2 separate regions of the Homo sapiens genome follow, and region 1 is linked to region 2. Evidence: chromatin contacts called from ENCODE Hi-C or POLR2A ChIA-PET data. All regions are on one chromosome and are shown on one strand. Each heading gives the region's core, a stretch centred on a gene start or an enhancer-like site at or near the end of the contact. The rest is flanking DNA. Distances are from core to core; before and after follow the strand shown.

Region 1 (4,685 bases), core at 579-3,078, 140 kb before region 2:
ATCTTGGCCAGGCTGGTCTTGAACTCCTGACCTTGTGATCCACACACCTCGGCCTCCCAAAGTGCTGGGATTACAGGCATGAACTACTGCACCCGGCCATTTTTGTAGTTTTAATAAAGACGAAGTTTCGCCATGTTGGCCAGGCTGGTCTCGAACTCCTGACCTCAGGCGATCTGCCCGCCTCGTCCTCCCAAAGTGCTGGGATTACAGGCGTGAGCCACTGCGACCGGCCTAAACACACACTTTTATTTATTTATTTATTTTCTTTGAGATGGAGTTTCGCTCTTGTTGCCCAGGCTGGAGTGCAATGGCACGATCTCAGCTCATCACAACCTCTGCCTCCCGGGTTCAAGCAATTCTCCTGCCTCAGCCTCCCGAGTGGCTGAGATTACAGGCATGCACCACTACGCCCGGCTAATTTTGTATTTTTAGTAGAGACGGGGTTTCTCCATGTTGAGGCTGGTCTCGAACTCCTGACTCAGGTGATCCACCCGCCTCAGCCTCCCAAAGTGCTGGGATTACAGGCGTGAGCCACCGCGCCCGGCCTAACACACACTTTTAAACTGTTTCACTTTTTAAAGATAAACCTTGACGTCACTATTACTCAATTTGAGGAAAGGCACAAGAAAGTAGTAAGATCTCACCAGAATTTAAGTTCTGCTTTGTTTACTTACATCATTAATCAGACATGAGCTAAGAGACCACCTGTTCGCTTTTTTCTGACTTAAACAATGGAGACCAAGGAGAGCTGAAAATTTCATGAGCTTCTCAACATTTCCCCGGCTTTTTTTTTTTTTTTTTTTTTTGCCACTGTCCCCAGGGTTGGAGGGCCCCAGAGGGTATGGGGATGATACTTGGCGTTTCTCACTCTTCTGTGGTACTCATAGCAGTGAAGAACAGACAGTGGCAGCACGCAGCAACAGCCAGAGCCCTTGCTAGAAGCACCCAGAACTGGCTGTGCAAATTTATTTCAATCCTGCCCAAAACTCCTTCACCTTAAAATGCCTTGGAGGTGGCTCTCATCAAGACAAGAAAGCAGGGTGTGGTGGCTCACACCTGTAATCCCAGCACTGGGAGGCTGAGCCTGGAGGATCACTTGAGGTCAGGAGTTCGAGACCAGCCTGGGCAACACAGCAAGACCCCATCTCTACAAAAAGTTAGAAAATTAGCGGGATGTGGTGGCCCCCGCCTGTAGTCCCAGCTACTCAGGAGGCTGAGGTGGATGGATCGCTTGAACCTAGGAGTTTGAGACCAGCCTAAGCAACATAGCGAGACCACATCTCTAAAAAAAAAATTTTTTTTTAACCCAGAAGAAAATTAGCCAGGTGTGATGGCTCACACCCGTGGTCCCCGCTGCTTGGGAGGCTGAGGTGGGCAGATCGCTTGAGGCTGCAATGAGCCGAGATCTCACCACATCAATCCAGCCTGGGGGACAAAAAAAAAAGAGGAATCAAAGCAATGACCCAAGTTATGGCCTCAGGGACTTCCAAAATCAGAGCCCTAATCTGACCAACCCGCCCTGACGCCTGTAAGAAAACGACTCTCACTTTTCATTGGCTGACCCTCCCGGAGTTGAGACCTTGCTTCATTTTCCTTGGTTGTTGCTGCTGTCACGTCTTCCCGCCACGCCCACTTTCCTGCCGGCGCCCAGTGAGCGTTGAGGGAGAGTGATTTGCAGCCGGTCAGGGGCGGGAGTTCGCGGCAGCAAACCTGCTTCCCCCTCCCACGCGCCACCGCCCCCGCCCCGCCCCCGTCCAGAGGCCCCGCCCCTAGCCGGGCCTGGCCCCGCCTCTCTCTCCCGAGAGGGCGGGCACCAGGCGGCGGCCGCAGCCGCAGGAATATGCTGGAAGGCGGCGGGCGGGCGCCCGCGAGGTGCTGAAAGGACAGTTCCCGCCGCCGAACTTAGCCCGCGGGTGGGGCGGCCCGGGAGCCAGCGGGGCACGTGAGCGATGGAGACCATCTGGATCTACCAGTTCCGCCTCATCGTGATCGGGGACTCCACCGTGGGCAAGTCCTGCCTCCTGCACCGCTTCACCCAGGGCCGCTTCCCCGGGCTGCGCTCCCCCGCCTGCGACCCCACCGTCGGCGTGGACTTCTTCTCCCGCCTGCTGGAGATCGAGCCGGGCAAGAGGATCAAGCTACAGCTCTGGGACACGGCGGGACAGGAGCGGTTCAGGTAGGGACCCCGGGGACCTTGGGCACCGCGCCGCCCCCTCAGCCCGCCCGGACGCCCCTTCCCCAGGCGTCCGCCCCGCCGGCCCTGGTCGGGAGAGGCTCTGGCCCTTCCCTCTCGAAAGTGCAAACACTCCATTCTCGCTTCCCCTTTGCCCCTCCTCTTCCAGGGACGACTTCCTCCTCCGCAATTTCTCACTTCTTTCTTTGGCGCCCATTTCCTGCGCCCCCTTTCCATCTTTCCTTTCCCGCCTGAACCGGGGTCGTCCTCGCCGCCCCCTCTTCCCCAACTCTTTCAGCCCCTGTGGGTATTTTTATCCCCTCCGGCTCCCCGGCTGCCTTCTTCCCAAACTCGGCTTCCCTGGCTGCGCACAGCATGACCCGACCACCCTCCTCCAAGCAGGCGCCCCTTTTCCTACCCTAACCCAGCGGCTCCCACGCTGTGTGGCCGGGGAGAACCGCGAGGGAGGGTTCCCAGATTCGTGATGGATCCTTTAGCTTCACAGCAAGGAGCGCTCCAACCCAGGTTCCTGCATGAGCTCACTGGGCATGGTTCACAGAGAGGTGGATGCGGTAATGGTTTGGGCACCTCACAGCACTGAATGTGGTCATCAGAAATACTGGGTCATGACCCGTGGGAATGGGTCTTGTAGGTTAACTAGATGCAACATCAGGGACACTGGCACAGCTGAGGGTGTGTGTGTGTGTGTGTGTGTATGTGAAGGGTTGAGTTGTCTTTAGAAGTTTGTCATGTTTGGTGGGAAAAAGACATATATTGAGATTCGCCAGGAACTTTAATTTTGCTTATGATCAGTACTTAACGTTCCAGGGTGATAATATTTCTAAAGACAGAAGGAGGGATCCAAATGAATAGTCTCCTCCTAAATATCCGCTGGGGACATGAAGGGTTTCACAAAGGCGACTTGTGTAAATAAAAAGTAAATGAAATTATATGCATTTCCTGAATATTTGAGATGGAAGCAGGTTTAAAGCAAATTTTAAATGTCTAGGATTCAAAGGCACTTCGTTTTAGAGGAAGATGGTGAAACTGATGTATTGTACTGTTCTGTTTCTTAAAGACTGCATTATCCATTGGAACTCATTTAAGGAAGCATTTTGCGTTAGTCAGCAAGTACTCTGCTTGTGAAATGCAGTGTTCCATGAGGGGACTTCCCAAACATGGCTTCCCCTCGCCCCCAGCCAGCATCACTGCGAATGAGATCAGCCTACATCTGTGAGAATGGTCCAACATTCAAAGTTTTGGCTTCCGTTCCTAGCAATGATGCTGATTCATAGAGATAATGAGTGAACTGCTTAGCTTGCTTATACCTTAGTTTTCGTGTGTGTGAAGTGGAAAGATGGTAAGGCCAGCGCTTCAGAGAGGTGTTAAAAGATTATTGATTGGATTTGTACAACACGTAGAATTCCATGAAAAATGTTTTTCCTTTTCAAGAAGCCTCCTTTTATTAAAATAATTTTTCAAATGTTTGATTCCTCATCTGTAAAATGAAAGTCGTCGTGATCTCTAACATTCCTTCCAGTTTTACCATTCTAAGTTGATTGCCAATTCCTTCACATGTGATCTCAATCAGAGGTAAACTTTGCGATATATCAGGCTCAGAAAAAAAGCATTTGCTGTTAGCTCTTGACCCCCCCTCTGAAGTGAATACAATAAAAACCTTTATGTCTTAAACTTCTAACAGCTACTTTGAGTTGCAACTACAAGACACATGGGTAATAAAATCTTATTGTGTTTAATTAGTTCCTTAAAAGTAGCTCAACTTGGCTGGGCAGGGTGGCTCACGCCTGTAATTCCAGCACTTTGGGATACTGAGGCGGGTGGATCACAAGGTCAAGAGTTCAAGACCAGCCTGGCCAATAAGGTGAAACCCTGTCTCTACCAAAAATACAAAAATTAGCTGGGCATGGTGGTGTGTGCCCGTAGTCCCAGCTACTCAGGAGGCTGAGGCAGGAGAATCGCTTGAACCTGGGAGGCAGAGTTTGCAGTGAGCCAAGATCACGCCACTGCACTCCAGCCTGGGTGACAGAGCCAGACTCAGTCTCAAAAATAAATAAATAAATAAATAAGTAGCTCAACTTATTGACAAGAAATTAAATGATAATTAATTTGTTAGACTTTAAAGACCTTTCTGCTAAATAGATGATAGAGATGATTGTTTTTTAACTTTTTTTTTTTTTTTTGAGACGGAGTTTCGCTCTTGTGGCCCAGGCTGGAGTGCAATGGCGCGATCTCTGCTCACTGCAAACTCCGCCTCCCAGGTTCCAGCAATTCTGCAGCCTCAGCCTCCCGAGTAGCTGGGATTACAGGCATGCACCACTACACCTGGCTAATTTTGTATTTTTAGTAGAGACGGGGATTTCCCCATGTTGGTCAGGCTGGTCTTGAATTCCCGACCTCGGGTGATCCACCTGCCTCAGCCTCCCAAAGTGCTGAGATTACAGGCGCGTGAGCCACCGCGCCTGGCCTAGATGATTGTTTTTTAATGCCTTGA
Region 2 (5,073 bases), core at 122-2,621:
TAGATTTTCCTGATGGCCTCCTAGAGCACTAGACCCTTGCTATCTTACCTGAAATAGTTCAACAGCCTCGTTACCATATCCCAACCACCCACTCCTTACCACCTGCCTTACTACCATTATACTGATCTTTAATAATGACTTGAGGAGAGGAGAATCTCATTACATTTATCCTCTGTTTAAAACTTCCTTGGGGCCAGGCCTGATGGTTCACACCTGTAATCCCACACTTTGGGAGACTGACAGGGGGATCATGTGAGACCAGGAGTTTGTGACCAGCCTGGGGAACATAGCAAGACATCATCTCTACAGAAAAGTTTAAAAAATTAACCAGACTTGATAGTACATCCCTGTAGTCCTAGCTACTCAAGAGGCTGAGGCAGGAGGATCACTTGAGCCTAGGAGTTCAAGGCTGTAGTGAGGTATGATAGTAGCTATGTAGTAATGCCACTGTACTCCAGCTTGGGCAGCAGAGCAAGACTCTGTCTCTTAAACAAACAAAAAAACCTTCCTTTGTTCTTCCTTCCCTACCTATGAAATAAAACCCCAAATCATAGATTTTCATTCATAATCTGGTTGCAGCCTATCTTTCTAGCCTTCTCTTCCACTGTCTGTTTCTTCTCTACCATTTTAAGCTTCCTGGTATTCCTAGAATACGTAACCTATTTTAGGGCTTGTACTTACTTTACAGGATCCCATTTAGATACCAACTTGTGGATGAGGCCATTTTAACTACCCTAGAAAAAAGTAGTTTCTAAGTTTTTTTTTATTTTGTGTGTGTTTGTGTATGTGTGTGATGCCACTTAACTGAGTTATATTTAGTTAGCAGTGTAGGTTTACTGCCCTCCTCACTCTCAATTAGACAGTGATCTCTTCGAGAGCAGGAATTATATCTTATTCTTGTCTCTTAAATACTTCCTTAGTGCCTGCACGTAGTAGGCATCCAATAATGGTTTGTTGAATGAATGTATTCACACTTCTAGAATTTTATAACCTAATTTTAAAACAGGTTCTCTCCAGACAGGAAGAGTTAATCAAAGTTTGGTTTTGTATATTTTTCTCTCCCCTCCTTGAGGACTTTTGTTAAAATTTCTAAAGAGAGTCTAGTTCTATAGTTTTTTTCCTTAGGGGAAAATACACTTTGGTAAACTAGTATAGCATATCCATCTTCAATAATCCTATAGTTAAGGTAAGTGAAATCTACTTTCAGTATAATTTTTTTTTTGTTGAACAATATTGTTTTATTTTGTGAGTTAGAATAGATTTGTGCTATACAGCTTATAGTAGCCTTGACTAATTTTTGATATATTTCAGCTCATGGAATGCTGTGTAAATGCCCTGGTGACATCATTTAAAGAGACTATCTTAGCTGAGTGCCAAGGCATGATCAAGAGAAATGAAACTGAAAGTAGGTAAAACATCACATAAAGTTATCATAATCTTCTAAGAGGGTATCTTTGAAACAAATCACTTACTAAGTTGCTCTTAGTTAATTCTTTTCCACATAGGTATATGTGGAACTGTTAGAGTGAACTATACTTAAGGAAATAGATAAAATATTTAACACAGAGGCACTGCTAAGAGTATATAAACTTAAATTTTAAGCATTTTCCCTCTTAGCTATCAACATCTGTGTATGTGTATGGTGAATTTCTACTTTTTTCTCAAAAGCAAGACACTGCTTTTAAAGGCCAGTTTAAACTGGAAACATATGTTATAGATTAGAACCAGGTATTTGACTTTTGTGTGGAACCTTGTGATGAATCTTTTTAGAATGTAATAAAACACTCCCTGTTAATAGTCATCTCTGTCCCCCAAAATACTTTATAAGATTTCTAAAGGATTTTTTTATTACTTCAATGTTTTCTTAAAAAGATGTGTTTTGAGAGGTAGCAAGTATATAACAAACTAAAAAAAAAAATTGTACATATACCTACTACCCCAGTAAAACTGCTTTTAACATTTTTTTGCTTTTGTTTTTTAAATAACGTACTTCTACTGAGTTTCCAGGTTTTATTATATCTAACTGCAAGGTCCTGTTTAATCTCTAGTTGCATTTAAAGTGCATATTTCAATTCACTTAAGTTCATACACTTTTTAGGAGTAATTCAGTAGTAAAAAGCAAGCTGCTTTATTGGCGTAAACAAAATACTTGTATTCTGTGTGCCAGTCTAATTAGAGTTATGTCTGATCTATGTTGCACTCTTTTCAAAAGGATTTATTTAGTGGTAATCAGTACCGTGAGGTAGGGTTTTTGTGAAGGTCAATAAAATGGCATAACATGAAAAAGTGCTTTGTAAATTGAAAAATTATTTATGAATACAGTTTTATATTCTAATCTCTAATATAGTTGCTTTCGTAATTATTACTCATGTTTTTTACCTTTTGATGATATGGCTGTATATGTAGTATTACAACTACCTTATGAAATAAACTAATCTTGTGTGTAAATAAATATTCCTTTGCACTGAAAACCAAATGACTCACCTTTTCTTTTGAGACTGGGTCTCGCTGTGTTGCCCAACCTGGAATTCGATGGCACGATCACAATTCACTGTAGCCTTGACCTCCTGGGCTCAAGCGATCCTCCCACCTCCCAGCCCACTGAGTAGCTGGGACTACAGCCGTGTACCACCATGCCTGGCTAATTTTTGTATTTTTTGTAGAGGCAGAGCCCCACCTTGTTGCCCAGGCTGATCTCCACTGCTTCTGGCCAAATGACTGACCTTTTAAAGAAAGGAGTTGGGTTTTGCAGTATTTGATCACTTTTTTTATTTTTATTTTTTGAGACCGTCTTGCCCTGTCACCCAGGCTGAGTGCAATGGTGCAATCACGGCTCACTGCAGCCTCAGCCTCCTGGGCTTAGGCATTCCTCACACTTCAGCCTCCCAAGTATCTGGGACCAAAGACATGCACCACCACACCCAGCTAATTTTGTTTGTTTGTTTTTGTGTAACGATGGGTTTTGCCATGTTGCCCTGACTGGTCTTTTTAACTCCTGGGCTCAAATGATCCTCCCACCTTGGCCTCCCAAAGTGCTGGAGTTACAAGCGTGAACCACCACACCCAGCCTGATCACTTTTAATTCGATTTTTTTTTAAACATAATTTTTAGACTAAGTACAGTGGCTCATACCTATGATCCCAGCACTTTGAGAGACCAAGGCGAGAGGATTGTGTGAGCCCCGAAGTTTGAGACCAGCTTGGGCAACATTGGGAGACCCTGTCTCTACAAAATTACAAAAAACATTAGCCAGGCATGGTGACATGTGCCTGTGGTCCCAGCTACTCAGGAGGCTGAGATGGGAGGATTGCTTGCGCCCAAGAGGTCAAGGCTGCAGTGAGCCGTGATCGAGCCACTGTACTCCAGCTTGGGTGACAGACTGGGACCCTGTCTCAAAAACAAAAAAACAACAACAAAAAAACGAACAACTACTCCTAATGGCATTGTATCCACAGAATACTATTAACATTACAAACTTAACTAATGTTTCTCTAAACTCTTACTCTAGTAAATGAAATGATTACATGAATGTGTTCTCTCCTTCCAGAATTACATTTAATGTTTTCATTGATGGACAAAGTTCCTAATGGTATAGAGCCAATGTTGAAAGACTTGGAGGAACATATCATTAGTGCTGGCCTGGCAGATATGGTAGCAGCTGCTGAAACTATTACTACTGTAAGTTTTTTTTCAATGGCAATGATAGATATATATCAAGGCTATTTTTTAAATGTAGGATTATTGAAAATAGTGAGCGGTTACCAGAGGCTGGGGGTTGGGGGAGCAGAAGAGGTTGGTTAGTGGGGTATAAAGTTATAGTTCAATAGGAAGAATAAGTTTTGGTGTTCTATTACCCATTAGGGCGGATATAGCAAGTAACAATGTAGTGTATATTTCAAGATAGAAGAGATTTTTTATGTTGTTACCACAAAGAAATTATAAATGTTTGAAGTGATGGATATAGTAGTTACCCCAATTTGATCATTATAGTATATACATGCATTGAAATATAACATTGTACCCCATAATATGTACCATTATGTGTTGATTACAAATAAAAACATTAAATTTTTAAAAATACAGAATTGAAAATTGAAAATAGTAATTGAAATTACTATTTTCTCTGTAAAACAGGGAGCTGGGCAAGGTGGCTCACGCCTGTAATCCCAGCACTTTGGGAGGCCGAGGTGGGCAGATCACAAGGTCAGGAGATCGAGACTATCCTGGCTAACATGGTGAAACCCCTCTCTACTAAAAATACAAAAAAAATAGCCAGGCGGGGTGGCGGGCGCCTATAGTCCCAGCTACTTGGGAGGGTGAGGCAGGAGAATGGCGTGAACCCAGGAAGTGGAGCTTGCAGTGAGCCGAGAAGGTGCCACTGCACTCCAGCCTGGGCGACAGATCGAGACTCCGTCTCAAAAAAAAAAAAAGGAAGAAAGAAAAAAGAAGTGGCAAAACAGTAATATTGGAACACCTTTTAGTTTTATTTTTAAGAAAAAATATCCCCAGTTTTAAATGAGTTTTATTAAAATTATGTTTATTTTCTCATTTTTTTGTGTTATTCTTTTTCTTTTAAAAACTTAATGTAAAACCTTTTGTTTCTAGGACTCTGAGAAATACGTTGAGCAGTTACTTACACTATTTAATAGATTTAGTAAACTCGTCAAAGAAGCTTTTCAAGATGATCCACGATTTCTTACTGCAAGAGATAAGGTATATATTCCTATATATATAAAAAACACTTTTAAAAGTTTTATTCTCATAATTTACTTCTAATAATCAATTTGCATTATTTTTCTATTAATTATAAACTTAAAAACCTAGCAACTGTTATTTTTCATCAGTGGAGAACAACTATATTCGTTTTGTCTTGGCTGTAAGCATTTGTTAAACATTAGATAGCCTTGTGAATTAGAATTTAGTTAGAAAGTTGCTTTTTTCTCATTTTTCCAAGAATGTTTTTCTGTTTTTGAATATTACTGATCTATTGAATTCCTATTCATCCTTCCATTAAGACCCAGCTCAAAGAATACTTCCCCTGGAGCTTCCTTGATGTCCTGCCTCCCTCCACAG

Evidence for each region. A loop is a pair of places that touch in the nucleus more often than their neighbours do. ChIA-PET counts read pairs that join two places held with the same protein, here RNA polymerase II (POLR2A). Pooled maps may share reads with other maps.
Region 1: a loop to region 2 is called in a pooled map, with 2.3 times the contacts of the local background. The contact joins the promoter of RAB39A here to the enhancer-like site in region 2. A Hi-C loop is called at or near these places in 1 of 50 pooled maps. POLR2A ChIA-PET finds 5 or more read pairs at or near these places in 2 of 52 experiments (Panc1 and WTC11).

What each region holds. Positions count from the first base shown.
Region 1 is chr11:107,926,620-107,931,304 of GRCh38, forward strand. RAB39A (RAB39A, member RAS oncogene family) reads left to right here and starts at 1,829. Exons shown (of 2, transcript NM_017516.3): 1 at 1,829-2,176. The coding sequence starts at 1,950. RefSeq lists silencers at 1,565-2,054, 2,085-2,304.
Region 2 is chr11:108,068,785-108,073,857 of GRCh38, forward strand. It overlaps CUL5 (cullin 5), which reads left to right. Exons shown (of 19, transcript NM_003478.6): 8 at 1,312-1,405; 9 at 3,548-3,678; 10 at 4,606-4,713. Among named protein-coding and RNA genes, the nearest start is that of ACAT1, 50 kb to the right of the region's middle. Within about 2 kb of position 1,372, at least 3 of the 41 ENCODE cell types and tissues checked have a DNase peak (open chromatin) inside an H3K27ac peak, as active enhancers do.